2 separate regions of the Homo sapiens genome follow, and region 2 is linked to region 1. Evidence: chromatin loops called from intact Hi-C (ENCODE). Cell type or tissue: gastrocnemius medialis. All regions are shown on one strand. Links, peaks and the distances in the headings refer to the core of each region. The heading gives the core; the rest is flanking DNA.

What was found. Peaks named below come from ENCODE experiments on the same cell type or tissue, not always from the same donor. Only the 100,000 strongest peaks of a DNase experiment are listed, where the experiment ranks them.
Region 2: a loop joins it to region 1, with 5 times the contacts of the local background. A loop is called at or near these places in 2 of 110 quality-filtered maps.

Annotation. Positions count from the first base shown.
Region 1 is chr17:55,260,908-55,268,963 of GRCh38, reverse strand. HLF (HLF transcription factor, PAR bZIP family member) reads right to left here and starts at 4,004. Exons shown (of 4, transcript NM_002126.5): 1 at 3,365-4,004; 2 at 878-1,213. The coding sequence starts at 3,479. RefSeq lists a silencer at 3,881-4,200. In gastrocnemius medialis, for the core only: no CTCF peak of the experiment used is centred there; DNase peaks (open chromatin) are centred at 2,611, 3,073, 4,093 and 4,593; H3K4me3 peaks cover 2,566 bases; H3K27ac peaks cover 2,357 bases.
Region 2 is chr17:55,731,431-55,739,486 of GRCh38, reverse strand. It overlaps a transcript of TMEM100 not described here. Among named protein-coding and RNA genes, the nearest start is that of TMEM100, 13 kb to the right of the region's middle. RefSeq lists a cis regulatory region at 908-1,604. In gastrocnemius medialis, for the core only: CTCF peaks have their summits at 3,291 and 3,500 (motif pointing right); DNase peaks (open chromatin) are centred at 3,488 and 6,366; H3K27ac peaks cover 1,601 bases.

The DNA.
Region 1 (8,056 bases), core at 1,577-6,576:
TTCTTCCTGTTCATTTGGTACTACAGGGTGCTAAAGGCATGAATTCAAAGCTCCTTCAATCTGTGTTTATATCTGAGCATTAGCAGTGGGTTTTGAAGTACTGGTCATTTCAGGTGATATTTTTGTGTACTATTTCAAGATCATTTACAGCTGACCTTGCAGCCTTGTGGGCTTTGATACAGGTGGACTGAGTGTGATAGACAGATGAAAATGAAAAAAAAAAAAAGATAAGAACAGTTGGGTTTATGGGAATAGCAACGAGAGAGATGGAGTCTGGTCCTGAAGAAGGCTCAGAAACACAATATGAGAGCCTGCTTTTAGATTCTACTTCTCAGCTAATGACAAAACAAGATGAAAAGGATGGAAAAAAAAATACCTGCCCCATATCCCTACTCACATTTTTTTTCCTTCAGGACAGACAAGAGTGAATATAGGTAAACCAAACCCTATTGAGAGTCTACCTGTTATCTACGTGTTTAGGGAATGAGGAAAAGAGATACAAGATGCGATGGAGGCTTAAATTATCCAAATCATTAACTGTAAGTTATTTCTTAAACTGCAGCCCTTGGATCAGCTGCATTAGAATCCCATGGGGGAGCTGGTTAAAATGCATATTCCTGGGCCCTCATTCCAGACTTGCAAAATCAGAATTTCTAGGGGTAGATACAAAGAGTCTGTATTTACCGGACTCTCCAGATGAGTGATATGGATGCTCATTAAAGTGGGAGAGCCTCTGCCAGGAGTGGAGCAGAAGAAGGTACCTCTCTTAGGATCTTTGCTAAAACCTGAGTGTTAAGATGTTTATGCTAACTCTACCTTGCCTGTCCCATTCACCCTCCTCCTCCCTTTCTGAAGGGAGAATCTTCAGGGCACTTACCTGGTCTGATGGGGCTCTGCATACAGTTCGGAGATGGGATGCCAGGGTGAAGGGGTGCAGAGGCCCGGCTGCTGAGGTCCATGACCGAGGGGGCAGCCGAGGAAGCTGGCTGCAGCCCAGGAGGGTGAGGGCTGTGGTCATGCTGAGATGGGCTGGGGGGAATGCCATTTTCTGACAAAAACTCCTCCAGGTCCATGTATTCCAACTGGAAAGTATCTCCGTCATAGGGAAGGGTTTTGTCCCATAAGGTAGGCCCCAGGAATGCCGACTGGGGGACCGTCGGGCTGTTACTCTCATCATCCAGCTTCTTTTCCTTGTCTTTATCTTTACTAAATGCTGCAGAAGAAGGGAAAGCTGGACTTAAAAAAAAAGAAAGAAAAGAAAAACAATACCGCTCTTTTATCACTTTTCCTGGCCTGTTATAAGACTATTTCTCACGAATGGCAGGGTCCTTCTCTGGCTGCTGTCTTTTGTAGATCTAGAGTTAAAAGTTCAGGCAGGACGTGGATCTCTGCCTGTTTTTCAACATCTTCCTATTTACTTTGGAAAGAAGGCACTAGTCCTTGGGGCAGGGCTACAGGCTGATCTAGGATAAAAACCAGAGAACAGTCTCAGCACATTATTTGAGAAGAGTAATAACTTAAACCTAAAATAGGAATATAACATCTGTGATTATATACAACTGCTGTCATTTTTAAGAAAACAACAGCCAATAACCAGGCTTGAATTATCTTCCAGGAATTCATCACAGCAGCAATAGGAGGTCATTCAGACTTACAAAGCCAGTGAGTTAGTGGTCTTAATTTTGGTAAAGCAGGGACCTTCCACCCTTCTTTAACATCATGTTTAGAGTACCTACTGGATACCTGGTTCTTTCCATATATTATCTCAAAAATCTCACAATAAACTTGCAAAATAACAATTACCTCCATTTACAACAAAGACTCGGAGGCTCTGAGACTTGAGGGAACTTGACCAATGCCTCATGTTGGCAGAGAATGAGAACTTTCTGAGCTCACATGTGTTTGCTTCTAAAGCCACTGGGGCACACTGATTTTTACAAAAGGAGTTTAAAAAAATACAAAGTGTTTTCTTCCTTCTCTTCTCCAAACATTTGAGTATGATCCAATTTACAAAGAGTATGCATTTACAAAACCTTTCAAAAGCAGAGCTATTGGAAAAGGTGAGTTATTCTATACATTTATGTTGGAAGTATGCAGCTATTTGCTACCTGGAAGTACTGCTCGCCCATTAGGTCTTTAACAAGCATTCCGGATCTTGCCAATTCTAGTATTCAGTCGTGGGTGGAATCTGGGATTAAGGAATTTGCTTCTGAGTTTCATCTTCAGAGAAACACAGCCTCCACTGCCATCCATTCTAACCCTCTACCATCTCATCTGAAAATCTGACTTAAAACACCCACAGATGCAAAAGCCTGCAGGCAGCCCCTTCCTCCCAAATGCTCTTCCTTAAAGGATAGTTAGGGAGGGGTCCCTGGCTATCATCTGCAGATTGCAAACTCTTGCAATGCAACAGGTTGTCCTCTCCTAGAAAAGAAGGTGCAAGTACTCCCAAGCTATTTGTAGCCAAATAACCTTTCAGAACTTTACACTGTGAGCCGCACGGTTCGCATTTGCTACTGTGATACCGAAGGCATGAAATCGCATCAACCCAAATCCGTGGCATCACTTAGCCGGGTTTGGGGCCTCATCACACGTACCCCTCCTCTACTGCTAAGGCCAAGGTTGTCTTGGGAAGGTTTGGGACTTACCAAGAAAGGGCTCAAGCCAGAGGAGGCTCCTGCGCGGTTACACGTGAGCCTGCTCCGCTCTCCCCTCCCACCAGAAAAAGTGCACCGGGAAAGTGTCAACGCTGGAGGCGTGCACGGCTTCCCGCCGAGAGACCACTCCCCCCACCGGCCCCAGCCCCCACCCCGCTTTCTCAGCTACCCTTCACCAGAAGAAAACGAGTCTTCTCTCACACCTCGTGAGTTCCAAATACTAACCAGTAACAGAAGCTGTAACACAACCCCAAAACCCAGGCTACGCAGTGAAACCCCCTCCCTCAAGCCGACCCCCGCCCCCTGCCCCGCACAGAACCAGGCCCCAGGGTTTCTCCTCCCCAGCCCGGGAGGCTCTGCCCTCCGCAGGCGGGCTCGCTCTGCGTGCGGGTGTGCCTCGTTCTAGGGAACGATCCTGACCTGTCAAGTTACACCTCCCACCCGCGCCGCAGGAGCGGGACCCAGGGAGGCCGGGTGCCCGAAGCTCTTTTAAATGTAGCTCAGGAGGGGTCCCTCCCCTTTCATGGAGGAGGAGGAAGGGGAGGAAGGGTGCTGGGTGAGCTCCTCAATTTCATCAGCGCGGGGCCGGGGCGCCGCGGGACAGGGCGGGAGCGGGGTTGGGGGATGCTCCAGCGGGCGTGCCCGGCCGCGGAGGGGGACCCCCGGAGCGTCGTCCCTTCCCGGAGCGGGGCCGCGGCAGCGCTCACCGTCTTCGTGGTGAAGGGGGAGCTTCAGCGGGTTCTCCAGCAGGGACCTGAGCACGCCGTAGGGAGGCGGGATAAAGGTGGGATTCAGGGGGAGCGGTCGGGACATTTTCTCCATCGCGATGCACTCAAATTTTTTCCCCTTAAAAAAAGAAATAAGAAAGAAACAACCGCCCCCTAAAATGTTGCTGAGCTTTTCCTCCGTCCTTTGCCAAAAGTACTCGCTCTCAAGGCGGTGGAGAAAAGGGAAGAAAAAAATTACTTATATCTTTATAAATACATCTGCATAAAAATATATATTAAAAAAAAACTTTCGGGTTTCCAGTGCAGACGGTCCCAGGAGAGCGCGCCAAGTGCCCGCGGGCTCCCCGGCGACGTGCAGGATGCTCTCACCTGCCTCGAACCCCTCGTTTTGCAAAATGTTCAAAATTGAAAAAAAGAAAGAAAAAAAAATGTCGACGGCTGCAGAAGGGCAGAAGACACCGCGCCGACCCCAGCCCCTAGTGCCAGCACCGGAGGCGGTGCGCCGTCCCACCCCACCCCCCTCCCCGCGCCGGCGGCCGCTGCTCCCCAGCGCTCCGCGGCCCCGCAGCGCCGGGCTCAGCGCATCCGGCCGCCCATGTGCCGCGGCCCTGACAAGAGTGACGTCAGGGCCCGCACCTCGCGCCCATAGGCGTGCGGGGGCGGGGCCACGCGCGGCACCGCCCGCCTGGCCCGCTCGCCCCGCCGCCGCGTGTTTAGCGTCGCCGCTCGCGCCGATTTTCGGGGACCTTGCAGCACTGGCTGGTTGCAGGGGAGCAGGTGCCAGATTCCCTGGGCCATCAACTTAGGCTTAGATTTTTTTTTTTTTTTTTGGTCTGGGTGGGAAGAGGAATGAGAAATTTATATCCATAGTTTTCAAGCTGGGAATAACCTGAGGAGTTTTAAAAAAATCGCGATACCCAGGCCGCATCCCAGATCAATTAGATCAGAACCTCTGCGGTGCTATCAGGGCGTCCATAATTTTTAAAGCTCCCCAGGTGGTTCCAAAGAGTAGCCAAGTTTGAGATGATTGGTTTAGATCGGATGGAAGGTAACGACCCTTCTCAATATTTCTCCTGGCCCCGGCCAAGCTTAGCGTCTTCTTTCTTGCCCAGTTTCCACCACCACCAAAAAATAACTACTTCCTATAAGTCCGAATGGGATGCAAAAAGCAGAGCGGGAAGCGGAGGACTGAGCTGCTGGGCACTGTTTCCCACGCTGCAGAGAGGTGTTAACGGTGGGGGGAGAGGGGGGGTAGACATTTGCCTGAAACGGAAAGAGGCGGGAGAGACACAGACACACTGAACGGGATTTTAGGAATATTTACTCTGGGTGAATACAGGTGATTGCGCTTGGGTCAAGTTATTAGGTTTGCACGGTGATTAAAATAATTTTGTAAAGTATCCCCTAAGGGGGCTTCGGCTTTCCTTGCTGTTACAGCAGCTGCAGCGTCTCCCTCTGCCAGTTTGACCTCGTGGCACCCACGGTCCCCGAGATCTGCGTGCGACCCCCTGTGTGATAACTCCCTTCCCGCCTGGGGTGGTGCGGGCGCTGGCGTGCAGCCGCGACGCCCCCTGCAGAGCTCCGCGGGGGGCCAGGCAGGTTCTTCCCCTCCCTCCTTACCTCTCCTTACTAAGACCCTAGTCTTCGATCTGGGGAAGGGGCTGCAAGAACGAATGGGCACAAATGAAAGAAAACCGTTTTTCAGTGGGACGTAAAGGCCTTTGTGACCCCAGGCTGAGTCGCTGGGGAAGGATGTGGTGGTGTCTTGATGGGGTTTACTTCCCCAGGAGAGGGTTGTAAGAGAGGAGGCGCCTGAAACCCCAGAGATCAGGAGCGGCGGCGCAGCGGGGTTCAGAGTTCCCTGGCAGGGTGATTCCGGCAAGTGCCTTTCTGCCCTGAGCTGTAGGTTCTTCATAAAAGGACACGTAATCTAGTGACCTCTACTTCCTCACTCTAAAATTATGGCAAAAGGGTAAGGCAACATTCTAAGTGAGATGTTGTTGCAGTGTTTCAGGTTTCAGACGAATTCCAGAAACAGCAAACTTTTAGTTAATGCCACATGCATTTATTGAGCACCACGGTATGTATGCCAGCGACTATGCGGGGGCTAGTGAAAAAAGATGAATAAAACATAATTTTAACCTTCAAGAACTCATCGTTTAGGGTTTGGCATATAAGCAAATAATATAAAATAGGCTTAAAAGAACAAAAATGGATAGATGGAGGTGACAGGGGCACTTACATTATTAGGAAAGGGATTCTAGAGAAGGTGCCTGAGCTGGGCGTGGAGGTAATAGTCTCTCGTGAACGGTCTGAATCCATCAATTATATTATATTGTTTTTTTAAAAAATAAAAAAGGGACCTCATCTCCGCTATCCTTTTGGAGACAGAGGCTATTTCCCTGTCTTGAGTTCCTTACATCCCTGTAAGTCCATAAACTGGCAGGACTGAGAGCATCCTCTCAGCCTGGTTAGAAATCTGTTAGATTGCAGATTCCAGGTGCATGAAAGATGCGTTACCTAAGCTTTGTGTAACAGTCCACTGACATTACTCAGCACGCCCAAAGTGCTCCACCTGCTCATGATTCTCCGCATGTCCTCACTTCCCCATGTTTCCAGACATGAAACTCTTACCAGGTCAAGTAATCTGGTTTCCCAGGGTAATCTTCTCCTTACCACCTGACAGAACCAAATACTGTGGCTTGGAAATTGCATTTCTCATTGCAAGTGGATAAACTGGCGTTCTGGTTGATCAAGCAGTTTCTTGGGAATTTGGTTCATTTAATTTAATTTCCCTGAGCCTGATCAACATGTCACGGACCAGATTGAGGACCAGCCCCTTAGACCATGGTGACTCCCTCTCACTTCTCTCCATCCTTCTCTAACTTCAAAGGTATTTCTTAGAGCCTCAAAAATTATAAGCATTGGCTAATCTTCAATCTAGCCCCATTCCTTAACAAGATAAATGAAATTGGTACATCTTTTCTACTCTGGCCATTTGTAAATGTTATTTTCTTTTATTTTTTTAACAAACCATGAACATCTTTCTTTCTCTTTCTCTCTCTCTCTTCCCCAGAAGCAGTTGTGGATGGCTGCTCAAGAGGAAGGAGAGGGATAGAAGAAACCAAAGGTTATATTGGTTGGGTAGTAAGACCCTCTGAATTCCACAGGTTAATTCTCAAATGGACATATCCCTAATGAGCACTAACCCCAATCTGCACATATGCCCAGAGATAACTGCCGCTCACAAGTGCTTAGCACTTGTCCACTTACAGAGCCCTTCCATATGTGTCATATCACATACTTCTGACAATTCCATGAGGAAAGCAATGATGCTGATTATTGATTGCTGTGTAACAGATCACTCCAAAACCTAGTGGCTTAAAACAACAATCATTTTATTATTTCTCATTATTCTGCAATCTAGGTTAGGCTCAGCTGGGATACTGGGCTGGCTGGCCTTCTCTTTCTCTTTACATGGCCTCCTTACACCATAGATTCATTTTGCTTGTTTTATAATTTCATACAAGTGAAATCATACTGTATATACTCTCTTGTGTGTAGCTTCTTTCACTCTGCACAGTATTTTAGACATTCACCAATGTTGCATATAGTTCATTTCTTTATATTAGTGAGTAGTATTCCGCTCTATGAATATACAAAAGTTTATCTGTTGTATTGGTGGACATTTGGGTTGTTTCCAGTTTTTAGGCATGAATAAAATGTTTATGAGAATTCTTGTCTGAGTTCTTTTGTGAACACATGCTTTCCTTTCTCTTGGATAAACAAATAGGAGTAGGATTACTGGATCATAGAAAAGATGTGTGTTTTACTTTAGAAGAAGCTCTTCTATAGTCTTCTGAAGCAGGTAAATTGTCCTGCATTTCCAGCAGCAGTATATGAGAGTTCTGGTTGTTCTAGCGCCTCACCAATATTTAGTGGTGTCAGTTTCTCTTAAAACTTGTAGCCATTCTAGTGGGTGGATAGTCAGTTCTCAATGGACCTTTCATCTGAATTTTCCTGATGAAAAATGATGGCATGTGCTACTTCATGTGCTTCTTAGTAGCTTGTACATCTTCCTGTTCAAGTCTCTTGCCCATTTTTGAATTTGGTTATCTTTTGATTACTGAATTTTAGGAGTTCTTTTATATACTTTGGATAGTCTCTTTGTCAGATGTTTGTGTGTTGTGAATATTTTCTTCCAATCTGTGGCTTGCTGATTAGTTTTTATAATAACGTCTTTCCATGAGCAGTTTTTAATTTTGACAAAGTTCAATTTATCAATTTGTTTTTCATGATTATTGCTTGCTATGAACTAGGAAACTTTTGACTACTCCTGAGTTCTGGAGATATTCTCCTATACTTTCCTTTATAACTTTCATAGTTTAAGCTTTTTCATTTAGCCTTATGACCCATTTCAAATTAATTTTTGTGTATACTATGAGGTAAGGATTAAGGTTGGTTTTACTCATGGGGATATCCAATTGTTTTAGACTTTCATTTCCCCCTTGAATTGTTTGTTGTTGTTGTTTGTTTTGTTTTGTTTTGAGATGGAGTCTCGCTCTTGTTGCCCAGACTGGAGTGCAATGGCGTGATCTCAGCTCACCGCAACCTCCGCCTCCTAGGTTCAAGCAATTCTCCTGCCTCAGCCTCCTGAGTAGCTGGGATTAC
Region 2 (8,056 bases), core at 1,583-6,582, 470 kb before region 1:
TCTACTGATAAAAACAAACTTGACAATCACTGGGCTGGAACTCCCAAGCAATGTAAACAGTAGTATTGCAGTCTTTCTTGTCTTTTTAAAAACTACCATTTAGGCCAGGAATGGTGGCTCACGCCTGTAATCCCAGCACTTTGGGAGGCCGAGGTGGGCGGATCACGAGGTCAGAAGTTTGAGACCAGCTAGGCCAACATGGTGAAACCTCGTCTCTACTAAAGATACAAAAAATTAGCCGGGCGTGGTGATGCGCGCCTGTAGTCCCAGCTACTCAGGGCGCTGAGGCAGGAGAATCGCTTGAATCCAGGAGACGGAAGTTGCAGTGAGCCGAGATCGTGCCATTGCACTCCAGCCTGGGTGCCAGGGCGAGACTCCATCTCAAAAAAAAAAAAAAAAAAAACACCAAGAAACAAAAAATACCGTTTATTGACAGTATAATATGTGTCAGTGACCATGCGCAGTACTTAAAAGTATATTATCTCACTACAAACCCAGTGAATTAAGTATCAATATTTCCATTTAACAGATGGTTTAAGAAGACTAAAGGACATTTTTACAGATATACAGAAAGTAAATATTACAAATGGGATTCAAATCCAGATCCCTTTATTCCAAGGCATTTCTCATAACCACCAAGCCAAATAAGGGCATCTATTTGGGGATTTTAAAAATACTTTTTTGTGCCAGGCATGGTGGCTCAGGTCTATAGTCCCAGCTATTTGGGAGGCTGAGGCAGGAGGATCACTTGAGCCCAGGAATTGGAGGTTATAATGAGTTATGCTTGTGCCAGCGTGGGTGACAGAGTGAAACCCATCTCTAAAAATATAAAATTAAATTTAAAATTTAAACAAAGCCTTTTTTTTCCTTTAGCATTTTGAAGATAGACTCATTGTATTTTTCAAAAATGGCCACAACAGTATTTCTCTTCCCACATAATCTCTTATATGACTTTAACACTTCTCTCACCAAGAGGTAGAGCCTGTGTTCCTTCACCTTAAGTTGGAGCAGACTTCTGACTACATCAGAAGTGATGTTCTGTGACCTCCAAGACTTGGTCATAAAAGATAAACAGCTTCCTGTTTCTTTTGGAGCTCTCTCAGAACCCAGAGATCATGACACTCCCTCCCTAAAATGCTCCAATGACTTGACAGTGCATTATATACAATTCAAACTTCTTGCCTACAAAGTCAGAACTTGGACATCATTTTAGAACCCAAAACCCAGACACCATCCCAGGAGGAAGCCCAAGCATCTTATGAAGACTATGTCTTGGAGGACATCTAAAGCGCCTGACCAACAGCCTGGCCTCAACAGCTCTGGAGCCTGAGCTCCCCAGTCGCAGTTAGCACCAACTTGCCAGCCATATCAAGGCGTCCTCTTGAAAGCAGATCCTCCCACCCACCCGTCCAATCCTGTTGGACTGCCCCAGCTAACACTATCTGGAGCAGACAGAGATGAGCTCTCACCACTGAGCCTGGGCTAAATTACAGATTCACAGGCAAAATAAATAACTCTTGTTCTTTTAAGCCACTGATATTTGGGGTTGTTTATTATGCAGGAATAGACAACTAAAATAGACATCCATCCTATATGACTGTCTTTTAAAAGAAGGAACATTAGAAATGAAGAAGTGAAATTATTTAAAAAAAAGAGACAATCTTATTTATAGTTACCTTTAGGTTTTGAATAGATATATCATGTATGTTAGTATAAAGAAAAAAATTATTTCTGACTCTCTCTGTGTAAAATAAATATATTAAGTTTATACTTCCTCTCACTAACATCTGCCGTTTCCTGGATTTGCTTATACCTCGGAATAAAAATCTGGATTAGTATTATTGTGGTTTAAGACATGCCTGTTCTCTGTAAAGAATTATAGTTTTACTTTTGTAAAATGTTTTTAAAGTATGACCTTATTGCTTACTTTGAGTACTTGTAAACTACATCTTCACTATTCATGAGTTCCTAATTTGATTTCACGCTCAAAATTCTGTAAACAGTGACTGCTTGGCATTCAGCTTTGGGGAAAATGGCTTGACTTCTATTCCCTTATAGAATACATGAGGCTTTTAAAGCCTTGATTCTTTTTATTTTTTATATTTATTTATTTTTGAGACGGAGTCTCGCTCTGTCGCCCAGGCTAGAGTGCAGTGGCGCGATCTCAGATCACTGCAAGCTCCGCCTCCGGGGTTCATGCCATTCTCCTGCCTCAGCCTCCCGAGGAGCTGGGATTACAGCCGCGCACCACCTCGCCTGGCTAATTTTTTGTATTTTTAGTAGAAACGGGGTTTCACTGTGTTAGCTAGGATGGTCTCGATCTCCTGACCTTGTGATCCGCCCGCCTCGACCTCCCAAAAAGCTAGGATTACAGGTGTAAAGCCTTGATTCTCATAGAAAGTTTTGTCTTTTATATTCAAGAATTTTGCCTGGATATATCTAGAAACATGGGGATATTTTTTCCATTTCTTTTCAGTTAATCTTTTTAAGTATCAAATTTAAATATTTCTTTGGCTCAAAATGTTCTCCTTCTATTGTTTTCACCTTTGCTTGTGTTCTTTCAGTTCCATTATATTCTCTGGAATTTCTACTTTGCATAGACTAAATCCCTTGTATTAGGAGCCCTTATTTCTTATCTTTTTCTCTCATTATTTTTATGTATTTAGATTTTACCTTCTTCATGAAAGCCAACTCTCATTTTTGGAGGTGAAAATTCTTGAATTTTATTGAGAAAAAAATTTACATCTTTACAAAATGTTCACTATTGTGTGCACACTAAATGTGAACTAATACTGCATATTTAGATGCAATTTAGTAGGAAAGAATAAGCAGTATAGGAAATGGAATGAGGCAGAAGTATTTAACAAAAGAGTGTGTATATTGAGATACCTGTCATTTGTAGCCCCTGAGATTAATTATTATCACTATTGGCCCTAGTTTCTATCATATATTCATGGAGAAGATGAGACATGAGAGGAAATTTTTTAAAAAAAGCAACAAGAAAAGCTGGAAGCAGACTTAATGTGTGCCCACAAAGATATTGTGGGACATCCTTGCAATGGAACACGATGTAGCCATTTCTGATTATCCGTTTATTGACATGAAAAGAGTTTGCCATGGATGGTTAATACAAAAAGAGAAAGTTTATACAAATTATATACAAAATATATAATCCCATTTTTATAAGAAAAATAACGTACATATTATGTAGAGAAGGCAGAGTGAAGATACAAAAAATATTGGTAGTTCTGTTGAAGGTGGAGTTGATGTGATTTTTATTTTTTACTTAGGTTTATCTATATTGTCTCATTTTTTACATTATAGCTAGGTTTTCCTGGTGCCACTAAAAAAAGAAAAAAGACAACATGATTCTTTAAAGCAATCATTTGTGTTTTAATGACTTTCAGGCATAGGCTGGGGAAAATTGCTTTTTTGTTGTTCAAAACAGTTAAATTTGCTAATTTAATACAGACTTGCAGTTGGTAGTCGGTAGAGGGCGCAGAAGAGAGAAGGAAGTGAGTGGGTAAAGCTGGTGTGTAGCTGGATTGAAAGGTTTCCTAACACTTAAAGGTTATTTTTATTTCCTTTTCACTCATTTATCCAAGAACATTTCTGAAAGATCATAGAAGCATAATTTCAGTTTGGCTATCACATCGTGAAATGTTTGGCATTATTTTATAGGGAAAGTCAAAACATATACTTTTAGTGGGTATAGGGAACTAAAAATAAATGAGTGTCTAGTTTATGCCAGGCACTGACATATAATTTATACACTGTAGTCTCCTATTGAAAATTTATTTTGAAAACTTTAATCGTAGGTTATAAACAGATTAACACAGCCTTGAGAAGGATTTTTTTCAAAGGATAGCAAATGATGTATTAAGGTTAATGAGTACTATGAGTTGGCCATGTCCCCACCCAAATTTCATCTTGAATTGTGGTTCCCATAATCCCCACATGTCCTGGGAGGAACCAGGTGGAGATAATTGAATCATGGGGGCAGTTTTCCCCATCCTGTTCTCATAATAGTGAGTTAGTTCTCATGAGATCTGATGGTTTTATAGGTAGCTTCCCCCTTCGCTGAGCATTCATTCTTCTCCTTGATGCTGCCGTGTGAAAAAAGACACGTTTGCTTTCCCTTCTGCCATGATTGTAAGTTTCCTGAGGCCTCCCCAGTCATGCTGAACTGTGAGTCAATAAAACCTCTTTCCTTTATAAATTGCCCAGTCTTGGACATGTCTTTATTAGCAGCGTGAGAACAGACTAATACAATGAGCTAAAAAGGAAATATTTAAATAAGAATTTCCATGCCTTTAGGAAAAATATAGTAAAATGCACATTGAAAAATTTTTTCAAAGTGAACATACTTTACTGGATAATATGGAAAACTGACTCAATTCTGATATAGCCAACAATAATTAAGTAGTTCTCATGTTAAGTGTTCTTACCACAATAAAATTTTAAAATAAATAAATAGATGTACCATAGTAAATCTAAACATGGATATATATTCTCCCATAGCTAAATATATGCAAAAAATAAAAACTTGTTAATTACCCTAAACCTTGTGCTACTTGTAAAAACAGATACATAGAACTCAGTGTTTTAAAAACAACATCTATCACCTCTTTCAGATGAAACATCTCCAAAGCCTATACTAAAAGGAACTTACTATTTCAAGCTTAAAAGAGGGGACCATGAAGTATAGGAAAGATTGGAAAATAAAGATTAGTCATGATACACTAAAAAGATTACAGAATGATTCAGATTGCCTTTTGAGATGATTAGAAATGCAAAGAAAATGGTAACGAGTGAGTCACTTAACCTCTTCAGGTTTCAATATGCCCAAATCTAAAGTGAAAGAGCTAGATTAGATAATTTCCAAGCCTTCTTGTTGCACTGTCAGTATATGTGTTTAGGACTTTTTGACACGTTTGTAGAGAATGTTACAGTTTTTAAGTGCTTTTGTACTCTAAGTGTTTGGGGCATGAAATGGTTAACAAGAAAGCCTGGCCAGCTGCAGCTGGTGGGGGGTGGGGGTTGATGGTGGTGAAGGGAGAAGCACAGTCCACATTTCCATGCAACAGGGGTGCTTCTTAGCTGAACACAATCTGGAAGCTAATTATTTCTGTAAAAGTAGGGAGAGTGATACTGTATATAAATCAGCTTACCACAGTGCTTGGATAGCACGGAGGCAACAGTAGTGGAATGGACAAAGTATAAAAGGAAGTCATAAAATAATCAGAGAGAGAGAGAGAGACAGAGAGTCAGAGAGAGAACGAGAGAGAGAGATGAGAGAGAGAGAGAGAGAGAGAGAGAGAGAGATACAGAGAGACTGAGAGAGACAGAGAAAGAGACAATGAAAGAGAGACAAAGCTCTTCTTGAAGGTAATAAATAATAGGAGAGGCATCCCAATGCAAAACCTGCTAATTTCCTATAACTGATATTAAGAGTCAGGAAGCAAGGAAGCAGCTGGCTGTCCTAGCACAGAGCAGAAAGGAAGAAGGACAGAAGAGGGTGCAAAGAATGGGATTTGCAGTTCCTCAAGAACAGAAAATCAGACAGGTCTGTAGCAGAGAAGGCTCCTTTAGGCCTGGTTGAGTCTTTAGCAGGAGGCATAACAGATACGGATGAGAGCGTTTGACCTTTAGGATATTCATAGTGTGCTGTACAGCATTATGTTAAGAGAATTCTTTTAACAATTATGTTGGTCTCATTCCATACTGGAGGTTCAATCATTTTCCATAAGATTTCTCACATTTATAATGTTCTGCATTAATGAAATCCTCCAGCTATTGTTAAAGTGGATGATATTGTGTGGGTGGCCCTGAACTTTCAATGTTTCCAGAGAAGGCAAATATGAGAGCAGCAACCTTTAGGTCACATTACTATAACCAGGGTTCTTCCTGCACTTTATACTTTCCCATACCTGCATAATGACCCAAATATGCAAGGAGGGCACTATTACCCCCATTTTCCAAATAAGGGAAACTGAGGCACGGAGCTGTTGACTTATTTGTCCACAGTCACAACGTTGCAAGCAGTAGAGCCAACCAAGATTGGCTAGGGTTTCTGACATCTAGTCCATCAATAACGCTTTGCTCAAGAAATGTGTATTTTATGTCTAACTATGCATTAGATGTTGTGCTTTAGTGTAGGGGACACAAAGGTTAATTCTGTACACTCGTTACTCTTAAGAAACTCTCAGTCTTTTAGATTAGAGAAGATAAACAAGCAAACAGCCACTTTCCACACTATTTTTTGAGGGCTATGATACATGTAAGCACAGAGCAGTATTTTCAGCCAGGAACATTTTCACGCCAGGGTGATTTGGCAATGTCTGAAGACATTCGTGGTTGTCACAACTGTGCAGGAGAGGAGGGGTTGCTACTGGCATAGAGTGGGTATAGGCCAGAGATGCTGCTAAACATTCTGCAACGAACAGGACAGCTCTTCACAATAAATAATTATCCAGCCCCAAATGTCAAAAGTACTCAGATTGAGAAACACTGGCATAAACATTACGGGAACATGGGGGAAGGGACCTCATGCTGCCTAGTCTGAAAATAGAGGAGGACTTACCAGGGAAGGTTTCTAGAAGCAGGTGATGCTTGAGGTAGTCATGAAAAGATGAGTAGACATCATCTTGAGCCTCCAAGAGTAGGAACCAACAAAGCATGACAAACATAAAATAATGTGTTGTTTGTGATTTGTAATTTGATCCAAGCTGGAGCTGAGACTGGAAAGAAAGGGAGAGGCCAGCTCATGGGAAGACTTGTGTGTCATGTAGAGATTCTAGACCTCAGATGAGGGGGAATCATGGATGGGTTTTAAAGAGGGGTGAGGCCGGATTTGCAAACTTGATAGCTTTCTGTATTAGCATTAAGCAGAGGATCTCAAACTTCATATGGATGCAGATAAAAAACACAAGTTTCTGACCTTTCAACACACACACACACACACACACACACACACACACACACACACACACACTATCCTGATGCAGTAATGTAGTAGGTCTGGGGTGGAGCCCAGAAACCTGTATTTTTTGCAAGCACCCTGTGTGATTCTGAGGCAGGTAGCACAAATCCTCCCTGGTGTACAGGACATATTTGACAGTGGTAAGATTGTAACCTTACCAAAAAGAAAATAAGAAAATTTGGAGAAGAGAGGAATATACAGTGTTACGTTTTTCTCTGCTTATGAGAACTGTGTGCTTATAAAGGAATCCACTGCACTGATGGAGGTCACACAGCAGCACAGCAGCTTCTTTCTGGATTCCGTGGGCTGGGAAGGGAGGTGCTCTAAGGAAATGCACAGTCCATGTGATCAGAGCACACCCTCTTGGCAGCCTCAGGGGAGCCCAGTTGCTTCTACAAAACCCGTGAAAGTTCTCTGTCCAAAAGCCTTGTTGGTCCCGCGGTACATGCTTCCTGTTCCCAGAGAGATTCACCCTTGGGCTTTCCTATCAGTCTTCCCTAAAGTTGGCTGCTCCTGTGTCCTGTCACATAAAACTGTGAACCGAGGTCTCCGACTTACGTCATGTCAGTCACAGCAGGGTGAGGCTCCACAAGTGTGAGTTCTGGCCCCTGCTGCTTTCCTTTCAAATGCAGTTTACAGTTTATTATGGTATTGGACACCCCATGCTCCTTACTGCATTGGCTTTGGGTAAGAAGGAGTGAAAATTAGTGTGCGAACCTGAAAACCTAGAATTTCTGATTGGGACTGAAGAAAACCTTTGTGCTGCAGTCAGTCCCCGAGCCAGACGCCTGTGACTCTCTTCACATGGAAATAGATGACTATCCACAGTAAAAGGTCAGTGGCTTTGCTGACAGATGTTGCATCAGGGAATATTTTTTTAAAAAAGAGGCTTCCTACAGCTGTTCTGGTAGCTTGTGTAGTAGTGTTAGCTATTTCCCCAAGTTGTCTTGTCTCAGTTCTCTGATATTCTGAGCCCAGATAGGATTTTTTTTTCTAAGAAAAGAATAATGAAGTATCTACAGATGGAATCCTGAGATCTGACAATAGAGCACTCAGAAGTTGGGTGACTTGCCC